Linked DNA regions of Homo sapiens: region 1 is linked to region 2. A link is a loop called in an ENCODE intact Hi-C map of the cell type or tissue named here. Cell type or tissue: GM12878. All regions are shown on one strand. Links, peaks and the distances in the headings refer to the core of each region. The heading gives the core; the rest is flanking DNA. Region 1 holds the start of LINC02695 (long intergenic non-protein coding RNA 2695). Region 2 has its middle 47 kb from the start of PICALM.

The links. Peaks named below come from ENCODE experiments on the same cell type or tissue, not always from the same donor. Only the 100,000 strongest peaks of a DNase experiment are listed, where the experiment ranks them.
Region 1: a loop joins it to region 2, with 5 times the contacts of the local background. A loop is called at or near these places in 7 of 110 quality-filtered maps.

The regions. Positions count from the first base shown.
Region 1 is chr11:86,187,899-86,197,414 of GRCh38, forward strand. It overlaps LINC02695 (long intergenic non-protein coding RNA 2695), which reads right to left and starts at 5,600. Exons shown (of 2, transcript XR_001748524.2): 1 at 5,535-5,600; 2 at 3,570-5,016. It also overlaps the pseudogene FNTAP1. In GM12878, for the core only: a CTCF peak has its summit at 5,813 (motif pointing left); a DNase peak (open chromatin) is centred at 5,713; H3K4me3 peaks cover 1,147 bases; H3K27ac peaks cover 1,228 bases.
Region 2 is chr11:86,111,204-86,120,719 of GRCh38, forward strand. No RefSeq gene overlaps it. Among named protein-coding and RNA genes, the nearest start is that of PICALM, 47 kb to the left of the region's middle. RefSeq lists an enhancer at 5,087-5,556. In GM12878, for the core only: no CTCF peak of the experiment used is centred there; a DNase peak (open chromatin) is centred at 5,288; H3K4me3 peaks cover 291 bases; H3K27ac peaks cover 1,811 bases.

The DNA.
Region 1 (9,516 bases), core at 4,328-6,827, 77 kb after region 2:
GCTCAGGCTGGAATGCAATGGCACGATCTTGGCTCACTGCAACCTCCACCTCCCGGGTTCAAGCAATACTCCTGCCTCAGCCTCCCGAGTAGCTGGGATTACAGGCATGCACCACCACACCCGGCTAATTTTTTTTGTATTTTTAGTAGAGACGGGGTTTCTCCGTGTTAGTCAGGCTGGTCTCTAACTCCTGACCTCAGGTAATCCACCCACCTTGGCCTCCCAAAGTGCTGGGATTACAGGCGTGAGCCACCGCACCCAAGTGTGTTTTTCTTTTCTTTTTCTTTTTTTTTTTAAAATAGCTTGGCTGGGCGTGGTGGCTCACACCTGTAATCCCAGCACTTTGGGAGGCCAAGGCGGGTGGATCACGAGGTCAGGAGATCGAGACCATCCTGGCTAACACAGTGAAACCCCGTCTCTACTAAAAATACAAAAAATTAGCCAGGCATGGTGGTGGGCGCCTGTAGTCCCAGCTACTCAGGAGGCTGAGGCAGGAGAACGGCATGAACCTGGGAGGCGGAGCTGGCAGTGAGCCGAGATTGCGCCACTGCACTCCAGCCCAAGCAACAGAGTGAGACTCCGTCTCAGAAAAAAAAAAAAAAAGCTTTATTGAAGTTTTTGTATGTATGTTATATATTTCTTCATAAAATTTACCCACTGTAAACATACCATTTAATGATTTTAAAAAATTTTTGTAATAGCTTTATTGGGATATAATTCACATACTATACAATCCACCCACTTAAAGTGTACATCCAGTGGTTTTTGGTATATTCACAGAGTTGTATAACCATGACCACATCAATTTGAGGACATTTTTAGCATCTCAAAAAGAAACCCTGTACCTTTTACTATCACATCTGAATCCTCCCTCATAGAAATGGTTTTATATAACATGTGGTCTTTTGTGACTGCCTTCTTTCACTTAGCATAATGTTCTCAAGATTCATCCATGCTGAAGCATGTACCTACTTTATCCTTTTTATGGCCAAATAATACTCCATTGTGTAAGTATAGCACCTTTTGCTTATCATTTTATCAGCCAATGGACATCTGAGTTGTTTCTACCTTTTGACTATTATGAGTAGTGCTGTTATGAATATTTGTGTACAAGTTTTTGTGTGGACATATGTTTTCATTTCTCTTGGGCATATACTTAGGAGTGACATTGTCAAACGATAACTCTATTTTTAACTTTTTGAGGAACTTCCAGGTTGTGTTTTCGAAAGTGGCTGTACCATTTTATATTCCCACCAACAATATATTGAGGGTTCCCACTTTCCTATGCCCTCACTGACGCTTAGTGTGCTTTGCTTTTTTCACTCAACATTATTTCATAGATATGTTTCCATGTTCACTTGGTTATCATTTTTAATGGTTACACAGCGTTCCAAATCAGTTAGTTGGATATTATTTAAAAATTACTTTAAAGCTCAGGACTTGGATTGTTTTCATTTTGTGCCATTATAAATAGTGGTACTAGAATCTTCACTGCTTACTACATTTTTCCTTTAGCTTATGTCCTTGAGGTATGTTCCAAAGTGGAACAAAGGGCACATACAGCTCATGTACTGCTTCCCTGGTTAGTCTGCAGAAGAGTTGACTGTACCTAAAATGCTATCAGCAAAGTTTGCACTTGCCTTCCTCTCCACAGCCTCTGCCAACATAAGGCTTTGTTGCTTTATTTGTGTATATTAATGATATAGTTACTGTATTAGTCTGTTCTCACACTGCTAATAAAGACATACTTGAGACTGGATAATTTATAAAGAAAAGAGGTTTAATTGACTCACAGTTCCACATGGCTGGGGAGGCCTCATAATCATGGCAGAAGGCAAAGGAGAAGCAAAGTCATGTCTTACATGGTAGCAGGTAAGAGAGTTTGTGTAGGGGAACGCCCATTTATAAAACCATCAGATCTCATGAAACTTACTCTCTCCCATGAGAACAGTATGGGGGAAACCATCCCCATGATTCAGTTATCTCCATCTGGCCCGGCCCTTGACACATGGGGATTATTACAATTCAAGATGAGATTTGGGTGGTGACTGAGCCAAACCATATCAGGTATAGGTACATGATAGAATCTTATTTTTTATTTTTATTTTGAGACAGAATCTCACTCTGTTGCCCAGGCTCAAGTGCAGTGGCACGATCTTGGCTCACTGCAACCACTTCCTCCTGGGTTCAAGTGATTATCCTGCCTCAACCTCCCCAGTAGCTGGGAATTACAGGCATGCACAACCACATCCAGCTAATTTTTGTATTTTTTAGTAGAAATGAGGTTTCAGCATGTTGGCCAGGTTGGTCTCAAACTCCTGGTCTCAGGTGATCTGCCTGCCTCGGCCTCCCAAAGTGCTGGGATTACATGTGTGAGCCACCACACCTGGCCTGAATCTTAACAATCTTAGGCTGTTTCGATTTGTATTTCTTTCATTGTTGGTGAACTCACAATATTTTAACAGCCATCAGCTGTTACTCTAAGCCATCCATCCAAAAAAGCCAAGCAGTGCAGGAGAATCTAGGGCCATAGCAAAAGGCAGAAGATGGAGCTTAAAGAAATTCCCTGGGTTTGGGCAGGGCGTAGTGGCTCACGCCTGTAGTCCCAATACTTTGGGAAGCCAAGGAGGGGAGATCACCCGAGGTCAGGATGATCTCAGGTCAGGTTCGAGATGGTGAAACCTCATCTCTACTAAAAATACAAAAATTAGCCTGGGCGTGGTGTCAGGCACCTATAATCTCAGCTACTTAGGAGGCTGAGGCACAAGAATAGCTTGAACCCAGGAGGCGAAGGCTGCAGTGAGCTAAGATCGCACCACTGCACTCCAGCCTGGGCGACAGAGTGAGACTCTGTCTTTAAAAAAAAAAAAATTCCCTGGGTCTGGGAGCAGGCTCAGGAGGTATGTTTGATAGCGTGACTGCAGCCTCAGCTGTAGATGAAGAGGACACTGGTAATGATGCTGAACTGATTTAGACATCATATCCTTTTCCACGTTCTCCTTTCATTTGGCACTTCTCCTGGTTCTGCTTCTCCCTCCCTGGCCATTCCTTCTAAGCCTCCTTTCAGCATTTCTTTCCTTCTACCTGCTTCTTATACATCGGTATTAAATATAGGATTTCATTATTGGATCCTTCTTTTTTAACTTAATACTCTGGGCAATCTCATTCACCCCCATGGCGGTAATGACAATTTAAATGCTGAAAATTCCCAAATATGTATTGCCAGCCTAGACTACGCTCTTGAATTCCAGAAGCACATATCTAGTTTCCAACTGTATATCTCCATTTGAATGTCCTCTAGGCACCTTGAGTCCAGTATCTTCCCCTCCGATCACTCCTTTTTTTCCCCATATGCCCTACCTGTATGACTGTAGCAACATCAACCCAGTCACTGAAGCCAGAAATGTGGAAGGCACTCCAAACTCTTTCTTCTGCACCTACATATTCCTAAATGTGCACCTTCTTCTCCCTAAACCTATTACACGAATTTGATTAATGTTTCAACCATTTCTCCCAATAACTCTAGCATTGTTACATGTATTAGGGTTCTATTGGTTGCAACTCGTTGCTTCAGAAGGGAATGGAAGAAGATTTATTGGATGTATACTTGTGTGGAATGAAAGGAGAAACTGAGAAATCATTGTGGAGAGGCAGGCTTCAGAGTGGCTCCGGGGACCTCAGCAGCAAGCAGGTTGCTCTGGGCCTTCTCTGGAGAGTCTCCTACGAATAGACTTGGTTCCAACAATGCTTAGCCTCTGCATCTCTTGGATCAAAGTTCCAAATTTCTAGGGAAATCTGGGGACCAACAAAGATTAAGAAGTTTAGGAAGTTTGAGTCATGTGATGGGGACACAGCTCTGGAGGATGACTTCTATGTATTAGAGGCAAATATCAAAGAAAAAAGAGACGGCATGAGATGGACAGTCTTTCCAGAAATTGTCTATGACATTGCCACAGTTTCTGAACTGGTCTTCTTGCCTCTGGTCTTACATTTCACCAACCCACATTGTGCATTCTCTTCCAAAATACAAGTCTGAGAGAAAAAAAAAAAGAAAACTATAGGCGTGAAATCCTTCTTCATCTCTTACTAAGTCTTGGACTTTGAGCAACAGCAACTACCATCTGAGTCCCTCTGATCTGCTAGCACTGTGTCAGTACTTTACATATGTTATATTCATGACCACTCTGCAGGGCAGATATTGTAATTACTGTGCAAAAGAAGAAAGTGAGGCTTGGAAGGAATTAGTAAGCTTGTCCTAGGGGCCCTGACTGGCAAGTAGCAGAATTTACCTGATTCAAGGCATTTATTAATGGATTATACTCCTTCTCTGAGATTTGCAGTCTCTTGGTTTATAAAGTGAGTATAACTTTTTTGTTTTTCAGGATTAATGTTAGAATTAGGCAATACTGGCTACATAATTTGTGAGGCCCAGTGCAAAATGAAAATGCAGGATGGCCCCTTGTAAAGTAATTATTAAAAATTTCAAGAGAGCAACAGCAGGGCATTAAACTCAGTATGGGGCTCTGTTTTTGGGAGGCACCAAACACCCAAACCATATCAGGATGTGAAACCATCTTTGGGGGACCATTATTCAGCCTACACAATAACAATATTCTTATTCTTATTATTTTGTTGTCCTTATTTCATGCTTCAGTGGTTTCAGAATAAAGTTCAAACTCTTTTCCAGGACATGGCTAGCCCATTGTGATCTGACCCATGCCTATCATTCTAATTTCAATTCTTTCTATCCCCCCACATGCATTGAACACTCCAGTAACATTGAACAACTTGTGATTTTTCCACTGCAATCTGCTGTCACTTGCTGACCAGCCTCTTTCATACTGTTATTTCTGCACAGAATATTCTCCCCCATTTCCCCTTTTCACCATTCTTCTTCTCTTTCAGTTCTGTCTGATTTTATTGTTGTTGTTTTTAATACTTAGCCCAGGTTTTCTCCTTGGAAAACTTCTCTCCACCACTTATGATCTTGGAAAAGTTTCTTCTCTATTTTCACATCTAAAGAATGAAAATCACAGAATAACACCTGCATTATTATGAGGCTCAAATGACATAATCCACATAAAGCACTTGGCAGACTGCCTGCCAGGTGGTAAGTGCCCACAAAAAAATTATCTGTAATTATCGTAAATATTCTTTGACCTTCCCCCATGGTGATATAAGAGCTTTCTCCTCTGTCCTCTACTAGCAACCAGAGCATAGAAGGTGGCAGGCTTTCCTGTAATTTACTGCTCATGTGTAAGTCTGTTCTGCTGTACTGACCATTCTTTGAGATCAAGAGCTCAATTGTTCATTTCCATATCTTTAGTGCCTAGCACAGGGTTTGGACATATGGCAAGTTAATACTTATTGAAGCAAAATAGGGAAATAATTATTAAGAGGACACATGCTAATTCTGTTCTCAGAATATTTTTTAAAACATTCATTCCATTCTTATGTTCCTGCAGTACAAGTCTAAAAATATTTCATTTGTCTACCTTCTATTTAAATAAAAGTGCAGCATTAACAAAACCTACCCTGTTGAGCCAAATTTCCTTTTGTCTTGCTTTGCTCTAGTCACTTCCTCTTTTTTTTCTTTCTACTTCCTCCTGGTAAAGGTCATTTCTTTCTGTGTCATAATCTCACCTTTTTTTTTAAAAAAATAATGTCAATGTTTTTCCCAAAATATGCATTCCCAGAAAGCTGCGTAGTCGTTACCCGTAACAAGGAAAACCCCACCCTTCCTGTCCCCCGCTGTGCTGCAGCCCTTGAAGTCTCCAGGGTATCTGTAACCTTAGCATGGAGTCAGTATGAGCTCCCTCTCCTGGCAGGTTATAGTCATGCTAAAGCTAGACACGGCTAGAGTATCCCAGTCACACATCCAGAAATGATTATAAAGCATGAGATAACCCAGGCCTTTCTGTTCCCTGAGCTCAGATTTAAGGCAGGTGTGGGGCTATCTAATTTGTTTGTAAAATCATTCGCTTGACAGGCATCACAGAGATCTGAATCCCATCCTACTGCTTGGAGGAAAGAAGCTGCACCGTTTATGAAAAGAATAAGAATTTGGATTTGTGCCCTGTTCTACCACTTATCTAGCTGGCTGCTCTTTTGTCAAATTACTAATACCTGCAAGCCTCTGGATCTTCAACTTTAGGGTAACATTAGACCTATTTCACCTACCTTATAGGGTAGATGTAAATTTTAAAAACAATATAAAAACGGTGCTACTTATTGGGTAATAGCTATGCTTCAGGCACTGATAGGTGCATTATCCCTATTTTGTATATGAGAAAACCACAGTTCAAGCAGTTGTCACATAGTAACTCTGTTAACACATGGAGAGCCAGGATTCATACCCAGGTCTTTCTGACTCAAAAGCCTTTCTTGATGTTTTCCCTTTAATTATACCAGACTAATGTTCCTGAATCATGCATCTGAAAACATTTGGGGGAAAACAAAAGTAAAATTCTATACTACGAAGGTAAATTTTTATTTTATAGATGTTGAAATTGAGGCCCAGAGAAGCGCAGTAACTTTCCCTAGGAGTTGGTGGCAAATACAACTCAGTAGTTTATTAAGGACTCAATAGTATTTACCCAATAGGGCTAGCAAGTGTGCAGGCTACTCGGGTGTTAAAATGTAGCTGCACCCAGGTGAAAGGGCAATCCAATAAAGGTTTCAGGTACTTTACACTTTTTTTCACATGCTTTCCACTTCATGGTTGCACTGGACAGCTTAGGTGATACAATCTCAATGATACTGTCCAGATCACGAGGGTTTCCTGAGTCCTTGTTGTGAAACACAGGAGGCCCTCTGTGTGACTTGGTCCCAGCATCAATTTCCAGCTTCATCTCTCATTAGGTCTCCTGGGTCATCATCTAGCTCCAAACCTCCTCCTCAGTCATAATGAACTGCTTGCAGCTCCTGGAATGCATCACATGGATTTGTGCCTCAGAACCTCCATTCCTTTACCTAGAATATATTTCACCCGCTGAGCATCTACTTATTTTCCAAGACTCTGTTTAAATGTCACTTTTTGGATACAGTCTTATTTGATCTCCTACCACCCCTCCCCACTTGAGATAGAATTAACCATTCTCTCCTTTGGGCCTCTAATATCTCCTCTTCATATTTTTAATTGGGACATATAATGTTTTTATTGCACCAATATGCAATAAAACTGGTTTGTTTGCACTTCTGTTTGTTAACACCTTAAGAATAAGGACCATCTTGAGATGGCGGCCACCGAGGGGGTCGGGGAGGCTGCGCAAGGCGGTGAGCCCCGGCAGCTGGAGCAGCCCCCGCCCCAGCCGCACCCACCGCTGCCCCAGGAGCAGCACGAGGAAGAGATGGCAGCAGAGGCTGGGGAAGCCGTGGCGTCCCCCATGGACGACGGGTTTCTGAGCCTGGATTCGCCCTCCTATGTCCCGTACAGGGACAGAACAGAATGGGCTGATACAGATCCAGTGCCGCAGAATGATGGCCCCAATCCCGTGGTCCAGATCATTTATAGTGACAAATTTAGAGATGTTTGATTACTTCCGAGCTGTCCTGCAGCATGAAGAAAGAAGCGAACGAGGTTTTAAGCTAACCCGGGATGCTGTTGAGTTAAATGCAGCCAATTATACAGTGTGACATTTCCGGAGAGTTCTCTTAAAGTCACTTCAGAAGGATCTACATGAGGAAATGAACTACATCACTGAAATAATTGAGGGGCAGCCCAAAAACTATCTAGTTTGTCACAATAGGCGAGTAATAGTGGAATGGCTAAGAGATCCATCTCAGGAGCCTGAATTTATTGATAATATTCTTAATCAGGATGCAAAGAATTATCATGCCTGGCAGCATCGACAATGGGTTATTCAGGAATTTAAACTTTGGGATAATGAGCTGCAGTATGTGGACCAACTTCTCAAAGAGGATGTGAGAAATAACTCTGTCTGGAACCGAAGATATTTTGTTATTTCCAACACCACTGGCTACAATGATTGTGCTGTATTGGAGAGAGAAGTCCAATACACTCTGGAAATGATTCAACTAGTACCACATAATAGTTCATGGAACTATTTGAAAGGAATTTTGCAGGATCGTGGTCTTTCCAAATATCCTAATCTGTTAAATCAATTACTTGATTTACAACCAAGTCATAGTTCCCCCTACCTAATTGCCTTTCTTGTGGGTATCTATGAAGACATGCTAGAAAACCAGTGTGTCAATAAGGAAGACATTCTTAATAATGCATTAGGGTTATGTGAAATCCTAGCTAAAGAAAAGGACATGATAAGAAAGGAATATTGGAGATAAATTGGAAGATCCTTTCAAAGCAAACACAGCACAGAAAATGACTCACCAACAAATGTACAGCAATAACACCACCCAGAAGAACTTGATGGAATGCTTTGATATTTTATTAAGGGACTCTGCAGGAGTTTAAAATGAGGGTGATCCTTCCCTTTGCCTGTGGCGTAAAAATGCATCACACAGGTATTGCTTTTTAACAAGAACTGACGCTCCTTGGGTGCTGCTGCTACTCAGACTAGCTCTAAGCCATGTGATTGTTCTAAAGCAAAGTCATTGCATGGGAAGAGGAAGAAAAAGTCCCATAAACGAACTTTTGTAGTCTTATCAACATGTAATCAAATCCCTTAGCATCAGCTCCTCCCTCAGCGGTACACGCGTCAAGATTTGTAGCAGTAATAACTGCAGGTCACTTGTATGTAATGGATATGAGGTAGCTGAAGTTTGGTTCAGTAAGCAGGGAATACAGTGGTTCCATCAGAGCCAGTCTGCACACTCACATTATCTTGCTATCACTGTAACTAACTAATGCCAAAAGAACAGTTTTGTAATAAAATTATAGCTGTATCTAAAAACAAAAAACAAACAAACAAACAAAAACAATAAGGACTATCTTGTTTGTCATTGCATCTTTAGTCTTCAGTATTCTGAGCACTTAGGGGCAGAGCATGATGACCGGCTAACCCAACAACTACACCCAACTAATCTTTTGCCTGCTTCCACTATAAAAGCCAGAAAAAAAAGAATCATTTTTCCCAACCTCCCTTGCAACCATTAGACACTACACACACAAAAAAGCTCTGCCCAATAACATCTGAGCAAAGATCTTAGGGAGAAGCAGACTGCTTCTAAGAGCACTTATGCAATTCTGATAAAAGGGTCAGAGTGACTGATACAAACCGTCTCCCTTTCCTTCTGTCTTGAATACAAACATGATGCTTGAGTTGGAGTAGTGCCATCTTGCAACCATGAAGGAAAAGCCCAAAAGGCCACTGAGCCACCCAACAAATGCAGCTGCTGCATTTATGTTACATGAGAAAATTGTACCATCGCCGATTCAATCTGCTGTGTTTGTGTCATCTGTTACTTGCACCTGAGAACATTCCTAAGTAACTTATAAATTAATAATTTTTGTCACTTAAAAACAGGTAATTTTTTTATTTCAAATATTTTCAAATGTTTAGTCCCAGAAACTTCTCCTCAAGAGGAATTTTAAAC
Region 2 (9,516 bases), core at 3,982-6,481:
GGTCAGCCCCCCGCCCGGCCAGCCGCCCCGTCCGGGAGGTGAGGGGCACCTCTGCCCGGCCGCCCCTACTGGGAAGTGAGGAGCCCCTCTGCCCAGCCAGCCGCCCCGTCCGGGAGGGAGGTGGGGGGGTCAGCCCCCCGCCCGGCCAGCCGCCCCGTCCGGGAGGGAGGTGGGGGGGTCAGCCCCCAGCCCGGCCAGCCGCCCTGTCCGGGAGGTGAGGGGCGCCTCTGCCCAGCCGCCCCTACTGGGAAGTGAGGAGCCCCTCTGCCCAGCCAGCCGCCCCGTCCGGGAGGGAGGTGGGGGGGTCAGCCCCCCGCCCGGCCAGCCGCCCCGTCCGGGAGGTGAGGGGCGCCTCTGCCCGGCCACCCCTACTGGGAAGTGAGGAGCCCCTCTGCCCAGCCACCACCTCGTCTGGGAGGTGTACCCAACAGCTCATTGAGAACGGGCCGGGATGACAATGGCGGTTTTGTGGAATAGAAAGGGGGGAAAGGTGGGGAAAAGATTGAGAAATCGGATGGTTGCCGTGTCTGTGTAGAAAAAAGTAGACATGGGAGACTTTTCATTTTGTTCTGTACTAAGATAAATTCTTCTGCCTTGGGATCCTGTTGATCGGTGACCTTACCCCCAACCCTGTGCTCTCTGAAACATGTGCTGTGTCCACTCAGGGTTAAATGGATTAAGGGAGGTGCAAGATGTGCTTTGTTAAACAGATGCTTGAAGGCAGCATGCTCGTTAAGAATCATCACCACTCCCTAATCTCAAGTACCCAGGGACACAAACACTGCGGAAGGCCGCAGGGTCCTCTGCCTAGGAAAACCAGAGACCTTTGTTCACTTGTTTATCTGCCAACCTTCCCTCCACTATTGTCCTATGACCCTGCCAAATCCCCCTCTGCGAGAAACACCCAAGAATGATCAATAAAAAAAATAAAAATTAAAAAAAAAAGTTAAAAAATATATATATATAACTAATTAATTTTAACAGACAAATGATAATTGTGCATATTCATGGGGTACATAGTGATGTTTCAGTACATACAATGTATAGCGATCAGATCAGTGTAATTAGCATGGCCATCCTCTCAAACATTTATAATTTCTTTGTGTTAGGAACTTTTACCATCCTCCTTCTAGCTATTTGAAACTCTGTAATGTATGATTGTTAATTATAGTCATCCTCCAGTGCTGTAGAACACTAGAACTTGTTCCTCCTATCTAGCTGTGATTTTGTTTCATTTAACAAATCTCTCCCTATCCCTCCCTTCCTCCAACTTTGTTTTACCTCTTCTCTTCTTTATTCACCTCCACTCTCATGACCATCTTTGAAATCAACCAAATATGGAACTTAAATACAGCATTTTAGATATTCATATTTGTAGAAAATAATTTTATACTTGCAGCTCTTAATTTTAAAAGCATATAAGTTTGCATATCTCTTTCTTAAAAGAGAATTCAAGGCCAACAACTTAAATTTTACTTCTGACAGGATTTTTTATTGTTTTCTATAGGTCAGTGAGCCTGAATAGACAAAATATTTCCTAGCAAAGCCCTCATATTTAATATTATGTGAATTTAAAGTTTTTAAATCATAATTGTAAAATAAATATTTAATAACTCCTTTACAGATAGACTTTCTTCTAAGTTGTGCTAATTTGGTGGTGTTTTGTTGTATAAATATACTGGTTATATTAACATAAATACAATAATCTAAATGTAGCATAATTTTTAAAATGAGTTTCTCTATATTTATTTTTTAATTTTTTAATTTTTAATTTTTGTAGAGATTGGGTTTCGCCATGTTGCCCAGGCTACTCTCGAACTCCTGGGCTCAAACAATCCTCCCGCCTCAGCCTCCCAAAGTGTTGGGATTTCAGGCATGAGCCACCATGCCCAGTCGAGTTTTGCTTATATTTAATTTATTTCATTTACACTTAATTTTGTAGCTGAAAATAGGTTTTGAGGAACCTGAAGCCTTAAAGTAAGAATGTTGAAGAAGAGGACCAGTTCTCCAAGGCAGAAAACGCTATTACAAAAAGTAGTATGATTCTTCTAGGCATTGTGTCCCTGAGATCAGGGGCTAAACCAATTTTTTTTAGACACTCCCTATCTAACATCTATAAATCTAGGAACTGGAATTGGAAGTGGAAGAGTCTATGTATAGGAAACATGTTATTGTATTATTTTTTCACATGATGCCATCTTCTATCTATGTGCCAAGTGGAAAATGTCACTGGAAGTGTTTCTTGGCCAAATATAACTCTGTTCTGGGAAACTACTTCCTTTATCAACCGCAGGTATCTAGACACATCTTAGAATATACTACAGCTCTCCGAGGAGTGCCCACCATGCTCCTCTGAGCCCAAAAATCAACTCTCAGGAAAAAATTGCAAATTAATCACAAAGGCATCTAGACTAGCATGCATGTTGCTTCTTTTTCTGGCAGATCCCTAACCTGGCCAACCAGCTGGACATGCAGTGTGAGAACTGGGAATGGGAGTATCCTGTAATAGCCAAGCAAGCTGGCTTTTAGAGATCCCCTTATGATTGTCTCATAGGTCTATCACACTTAACATTTTCAAATCAAAACCCAATCCCCAAAACATGTTCTACACTCAGTCTTTCATATGTCAGTAAATAGCACCACCATACCCCAAGGAGTTCAAGTCAAAACTTAGGACTCATTCTGGTTTCCTGTTTACCTTGCTCCCAAAATCCAATTCATCAACAAATCCTAGAGGTTAATTCCTCCTAAATAAATCCTGAATTTTACCATCACCACTGATATCATCCTCATCCAAGCCACCATCATCATTTACCTGGACTTTTGCAAAGGATTCCTGTTTTCACTATTGCCCTTCCATACTCCATCCTCTATCCAGCAGATAGAATCATCTGTTAAAAACAGAAATAAGTCCATATCTCTCCTTTGCTTACTCCAGCCCCATCCATAGTCTCCCACTGTAATTAGAACATAACCAACAGTTGTGCCATACCCTGTGAAACCCCATATGATCTGGCCTTTCTCCACCTCTACGGTCTCACCTCTTACCTTTCACCCTTTTATTCAGTTCATTTCAACTACATTGTACTTTTTTCTCCTATCTCATTAACCTGCACACCATGCTCATTTGCACTCAGAGCCTTTGGATTGCTGTTCCTTCTACCTGATGTGGTTTTCCCCAGGCCTTCTCATAGCTGTGTCCTCATAATCCAAGTTTCAGCTTAGTTATCATCTCCTCAGAGGAGCCTTTCTATCCCTCCTCTCCCTATTAAACGTTTTAGAATTACATAAATTTTTAAAAATTATGTGCATCTATTCCAGCTTTCTTTTGATTAGTAAAGATTTAAAAAATAGAATTATGTGCATCCATTTTTTCTTTCTTTTTTTTTTTTTTTTTTAGACAATATCACTTTGTCACCCAGGCCGGAGTGCAGTGGCATGATCTCGGCTTACTACAACCTTTGCCTCCCAGCTCAAGCAACTCACATGCCTCAGCCTCCCAAGTAGCTGGGACTGCAGGCGTGTGCCACCTCACCTGGCTAATTTTTGTGTTTTGTTTTTAGTAGAAATGGGGTTTTGCCTTGTTACCCAGGCTGATCTCAAACTCCTGGCCACAAGTGATCTGCCCACCTTGGACTCCCAAAGTGCTGCGATTACAGGCATAAGCCACTGCACCTGGCCAGTGTGCATCTATTATTTTGATATTTTAAGTTAAAGTAAAAACAAATATATAAATAAAATAGCCTCTCTAGTCACTATTATATCACTTTGCTTAGTTTTCTCCATTGAAGAAATTATCTCAAATTATTTTCTTTATGTGTCTACTTGTGTATCCTGTGTTTCTCACTACAATGTAAGCTACATTAAAGAGGGGATTTGCTTTAGTGACCCCAAGACTGCTAACCTCATGTCCTATCATGTATCCCAGCACCTTCAAAGTCTTTTGTACATTGTAGACTCTCAATAAATATTTGTTAAATGAGTAGATTTCAGTTATCCAAGAGACAGGCAGTGTTCTTTTGGCTGATGCTTATATGCATTCACTTGAAAAGAGTATTGTAACAAAATTTGTTCAAGTTGGATTTTGTTTGCATATTAAGATACTACTGCTGATACCCATGCATATGGAATGGGTCTTTGATACAAGTGAGAAATTGCCAACACTCATTTACAGCCTATTAATAAATGGGCTTTATCCTATAGATTAGTATCTATGTCCCTGTCAACATGGCAGTGGTAAAGTTCACATCAAAGTAAAAATTGAAAAACAAAATTAATGTTAATTTGGATTTAAAAGCTCATACCTGAGTTCTGCTTTCAAGGCAGTGAGGAACTGTGGGGAACTGTCTGGAACTGTTGATGCTGCAGGTGAAGCTAGAACATGAGAATGCTATAGGCTGGTTTGTAGCACAATGAAAATGGAAGAATAAGAGGTAAGGCCAGTTGCCCGGAGACTCCAAATAAGAAACATGGTTATGAGGAAGTGGTTTAGAATTAGGGCTTTGAAAAATAATAGCTGTCATTGATTGAGTGCCTACTATGTGTGAGGCCATTCTCCATAATCCTTACGGAAACTCCTAAGCTAGGTATTATCTCTCCATTTTACAAATGAGTAAGCTGAAGTTCAGGAGGTTAAATGACTGCCAAACCATACAGTTATGTAAAAAGTGGAGCAATGATTTAAACTAGATTTTTCAAATCCTAAAGCTGACATGCTTTCCACTGTACCACAATGTCTTCCTTTGTACTGGTGCACTCCATTTATTTCTGTGATTCCTGACACCAATTTTAGGGCCTGGGACAGCATCCTAATGGAATCATGCCTAGCTGGATAGCAAATGCCTCTGCTGCCAGTAGAGGGGCAACTTAAGAGAAAGGTCCAAGCCAAATTGGATCCAAGAGTTTCTGACTAAGCAGGTTTCAAACCTCCTGCTCACACCTCTTCCTCCTCACTTTCTTTCCCAACATCCTCCCACGGCTCACCTCTACCTCTGTCCACTGGAGACACCATCCTCCAGGTGCTAATAAGAAAGCTACTCTGACCATGGAAAAAGGGAAAGAGGCAGCTCAGCAAAATCACTGCTGAGAGCCTGGGCAGGCTTAGGCAATGTGATCTGAAGAGCTGAAGTGTGCAGCCCACAGAGAGAAAGAATTGGATAAAATACAAAACTAAAGAAGAGGATAAACCTAAGAGGAAAATCTTCCTGACAGAGATGAATTAGTTACGGGACTAACTCCGCAAAGGAAGAGATTGGGCTCCGTTCCCTGAGGCTCCCTGAGCAGAAACCATGTTACAGAGAACAAGTAGGGGGGTTGTGGTTAGCAGGGACATCAATGACTAATAGGTGCTTTCCACCTCTGAGTTTTATGAAGATGAGTGGAGTCTTTTTGAATAGAGAAAGAAATGAAAATAATAATTAACATGGAGAGATGGGGCTGACTAAAGCATGGCAAAGATAAACAGGAATGAGGCTGTTGGCCCTCGTAGTGAGTGTGGAAAATCATTTCTTCCAATTGGGAGAGGCAGAGGTGATCAGTTCAGAGGTTTAAATTCAGAGTCCAGGCTCTGTCACTTACTGATTATCTGAGCAAATTAGTTAGCCTTTCTAAGCTACAAAATAGGAAAAATACACTATTTTTCAGATTATTTCTCACTGCAGATTAGGAGTAATGCCATTGAAAAGGTTCTTATGAAGATTAAATGAGACAACTCATGTAAACAACAGTATCTACTTAGCATGAAGTAAGCACTCAAATGACAGTAATTATTATTGGAATATGGCTTCGTGTGGAGGGGGAAATAGAGCTGGGCAATTATTATCAAGGTCACCATATGGGGATAATTTTTCCCTTTGGACTTAATGATGGCATCTCCTTGGTTTAATTATTTGCTGTGTTGGTAGCTCACATCCTCTCTACTGACTTGGCTTTCAGCTCACGGGAAGATGAAGCCCAAATACAATAGATACCAAGGCAAGCTTGCCAAAGAGCAGCTCAACCCATACTGGTACTCTGAGTCATTCTAAGGATAAAGCCGCCTCTCCATGGAGAAGGATATTGTACACAGGAGATAATACTAATGACACCGTCCATTTACTTAGTCTCTTACAGTTTACAAAGCACTCTTACCTGGGAAGGGTTACTATCTTCATTTTATAGATGAGGAAACAGAGACTTAGAGAGGTGAAGCAACTTGATTAAGGTTGCATAGATAATTGGTTGTGAGGATTCACTCCCAGCTCCTCTGACATCATGTCTGGGGGCTCTTTTATACCACAAGATGCTGCAGGGAACATGAACAGGTACCAGATTAGGAGGCTAGTTGCTTTCAATCATAAAAACAGTGAATTTAGGAACAGGAAGAAGCTTTCAGATGACCTAATACTGTGGTTTTAGATTGTGTCCAGGGGTCTAGTAGGCGGTGGAGGGAGCCAAGCAGGAGGCGGGATCAGCTTTTATCAATTAAATTCATCAGATTTTAATTTGATGAAATTAAAAAGAAAAAGAAAGTTGGAAAAACCTAATCTAGTTCAACTAACTGTCTCATTTCCCCAAGAAGGATATTGAGGCCCAGAAGGGTTAAGTAACTTATCCAAATCAGAGCTAAGACTAGCATAGCACTCAGTCCTCAGTCACCTGCATATTTGATAAGCATGTCATAAATGTCCTCATTCTCCAAATATTTTCCTTTGATTACCTCAAGCAAGTCACTTACATGTAATAATCAAATCATTGAAGAGAAATTAGCTCTGGTGTGAGTCTCTTCTGATGACACCATGTGACCTTGGAATAGTCGATTGATCTCTGGACCCTCAGCTTTTCTATAGGTAAAATGGGGATCATAATTTCTGTCTAGACTCTCAGTGGGGCTGTTGTGATGAATGTAAAAGAAAAGACCATATGGAAGTTCATAGAGTTCTTCCTGGGAAGGAGACTCAGCAAGTTCAATGTCTTATTCTTTATCAATACCTACCAAGAATGTCACTGCTTCTAAGATGATATCTGCAATTTACCATTCTCATTTATTTGTCATTCTTTACTCAAAAAGGCAATGAGGTTTGTAACCATGTCAGTACTACTGGTTTGTGAAAAAGTCTCAGAAAGTTCTTATCACGTTGGCTTTCTGATAAGACTTTTTGATTTCTACTACTTACATGTGGAAAGTAAATCATTTTAGGTTAAACACCTTTCCTTCTAGACAAGTGACAGAGGCAGATGTCACTCAGGGTGTTGTAGCAAGCCTGGGGAGCTCATAGCCAGATGAGATCACAGGACTTGTGTGCAGGGTACAGAGTTTGGAACTCTCCCACCTAACTGGCAGTTTCTCCTCCTTCGACAAGGAATACTAAGAAGATATTATCACAAACTCTTAGGCAGATCTTGAAAACAGTCTAATTTGTTTGTGACCTTAGCCAAATTCTTGATCTCTCTAAGCTTCAGTTTTCTCACCCGTATCATGTACACTTTCCACCTCACAGGGTTGTCAAGGATCAAAAGAGAGAACACAGGGTGTTTTTGAAATTGTTGAGCATCTACTAACTAAAAGGATTGTTATTTTTAAGAATGTGTAAATTATTGCAATTATTTATAACATGCATTTCAATTAAATACTTTCAATTTGTTAGAAATACCCACTTGGATAGATCAAATACTAAGGTTGAAGAGAAACAGTGTTTTAATGTATTCTGGTCTCTATGTAGAAAGTAAAATGGTAATACTGAGCCAGACGGAGTTAGAGCTAGGGAGCCAGTTAGCCCCTTGCTTGGCATCATCATAAGACAAGAAATACTTTCATGTTTTCATTAAGGACATTTTAAATTTAAAAAGAAGAAATTTTAAAAGCCTTTACCAAAATTCTGGGTTCCCCAAATTTCTAACTACATCCCTTAGAGAACAGCATTTCTTTGCTTATCCGTGTTGATACTTTAAAAAATCTAGACCTAGTTTCCATTATGCAGACAGCCCAGGCACAGAAGCCAACCAGTATTTTAAGACTGCAATGTTTACTAATGGATGTCTGGCTAGAAACAGTGTTGGCAGAATCCTGGCAGAGGCATTTACTCTCACTAATGATGTGGAACAGGGCTGCATAATTATGTCCACTTGTATTAAGTCTACCTAAGACTGTGATGTTTTGTAGTGGAACCAGAAACAAGCATCCCAAAAACTCCTGGGATTTTCCTGCAAGAGGCATTACATCAGAACTGGTTCAAGGCCAGGCACGGTAGCTCATGCCTGTAATCCCAACACTTTGGGAGTTCGAGGTGGGGGATCACTTGAGGTCAGGAGTTTGAGACCAGCCTGGCCAACATGGTGAAACCCCATCTCTACCAAAAAAGACAAAAATTAGCTGGGCGTGGTGGCAGGTGCCTGTAATCCCAGCTACTCGGGAGGATAAGGGGGGAGAATTGCTTGAACCCAGGAGGTGGAGGTTGTAGTAAGCCGAGACCATGCCACTGCACTGTAGCCTGGGCGACAGAGTGAGACCCTGTCTCAGATAAATAAATAAATTAATTAAATAAATAAATAAATAAATAAATAAAATTTTAAAAAATCATAAAGAACTGGTTCAAACATTCTCACAGTCTTTGCCCAGCCATTGATTTCATTTAAGGCCTTCTTCACAAAAATGACTTCACGGAGTACAGAGATCAGAATGCTTAGCAGAAAATTTTGGGACGTAAAGACAGTATATACCATACATGGACTATCCCAGGCCAGGAAAAACCTATTAAACATTTCCTTGGAAACAATATGAGGTACTTTTCTTGCACATATACAAATGTAGAAGGACACTTAATCTATCCCCTGCTCCCTGCTCCAGGAAAGCTATTGAAGTTATACATCATCATTTTCTTTCCTAGCTGTACCTGGGACTAGAAGCATCAGCAGTTATTCATCAGCAAGAAAGAAGGACAATTACATTCCTTGGGACTGCCTGGACACTATTCTCATGGAGAGTAATTTCTGCCTACTAAAAGAGGTAGATTCCAAACTTAGGTACGTGAGAAATCATTTGGTATTTAATAGAACTCAAGTCATCCACATAGCCCTAGAAAATGATAATTAATAAGGAGCTATGCATTGAAAATGAATAACAGTAAGCCTTTAAAATGAAAACCCTTAGAATAAAGGAATAGCTGTTGTTATTATTATGTTAGTATTACTTAGTATTAAAAAGGTCAAGATAGTGTCATCAGATTTCTTTTCCATCTACATAATTCCTAGACCTCCAGAGAATCTTCATGTCATTTTCTGAAATGGAATGCTGCTTCAAAAATTTTGGAAATAAACCCTAAAACGAGGACACTAAAGAAGCATTGATTTTTGCAAATTACTATTAAATAATATCTTTATCCCATATTAATAATTTAACCACAATGTTTGTCAAATAACCTAAAAATTTGGCTACTTTAGAAAATATCCAGTATCATCTGAAACCAAATATTAGGGTTTCAAAAGAGTTGGAACTTGGATCTGGGGTAAGAAAAAGTACCATGTCCCTGCCTGCCTCCC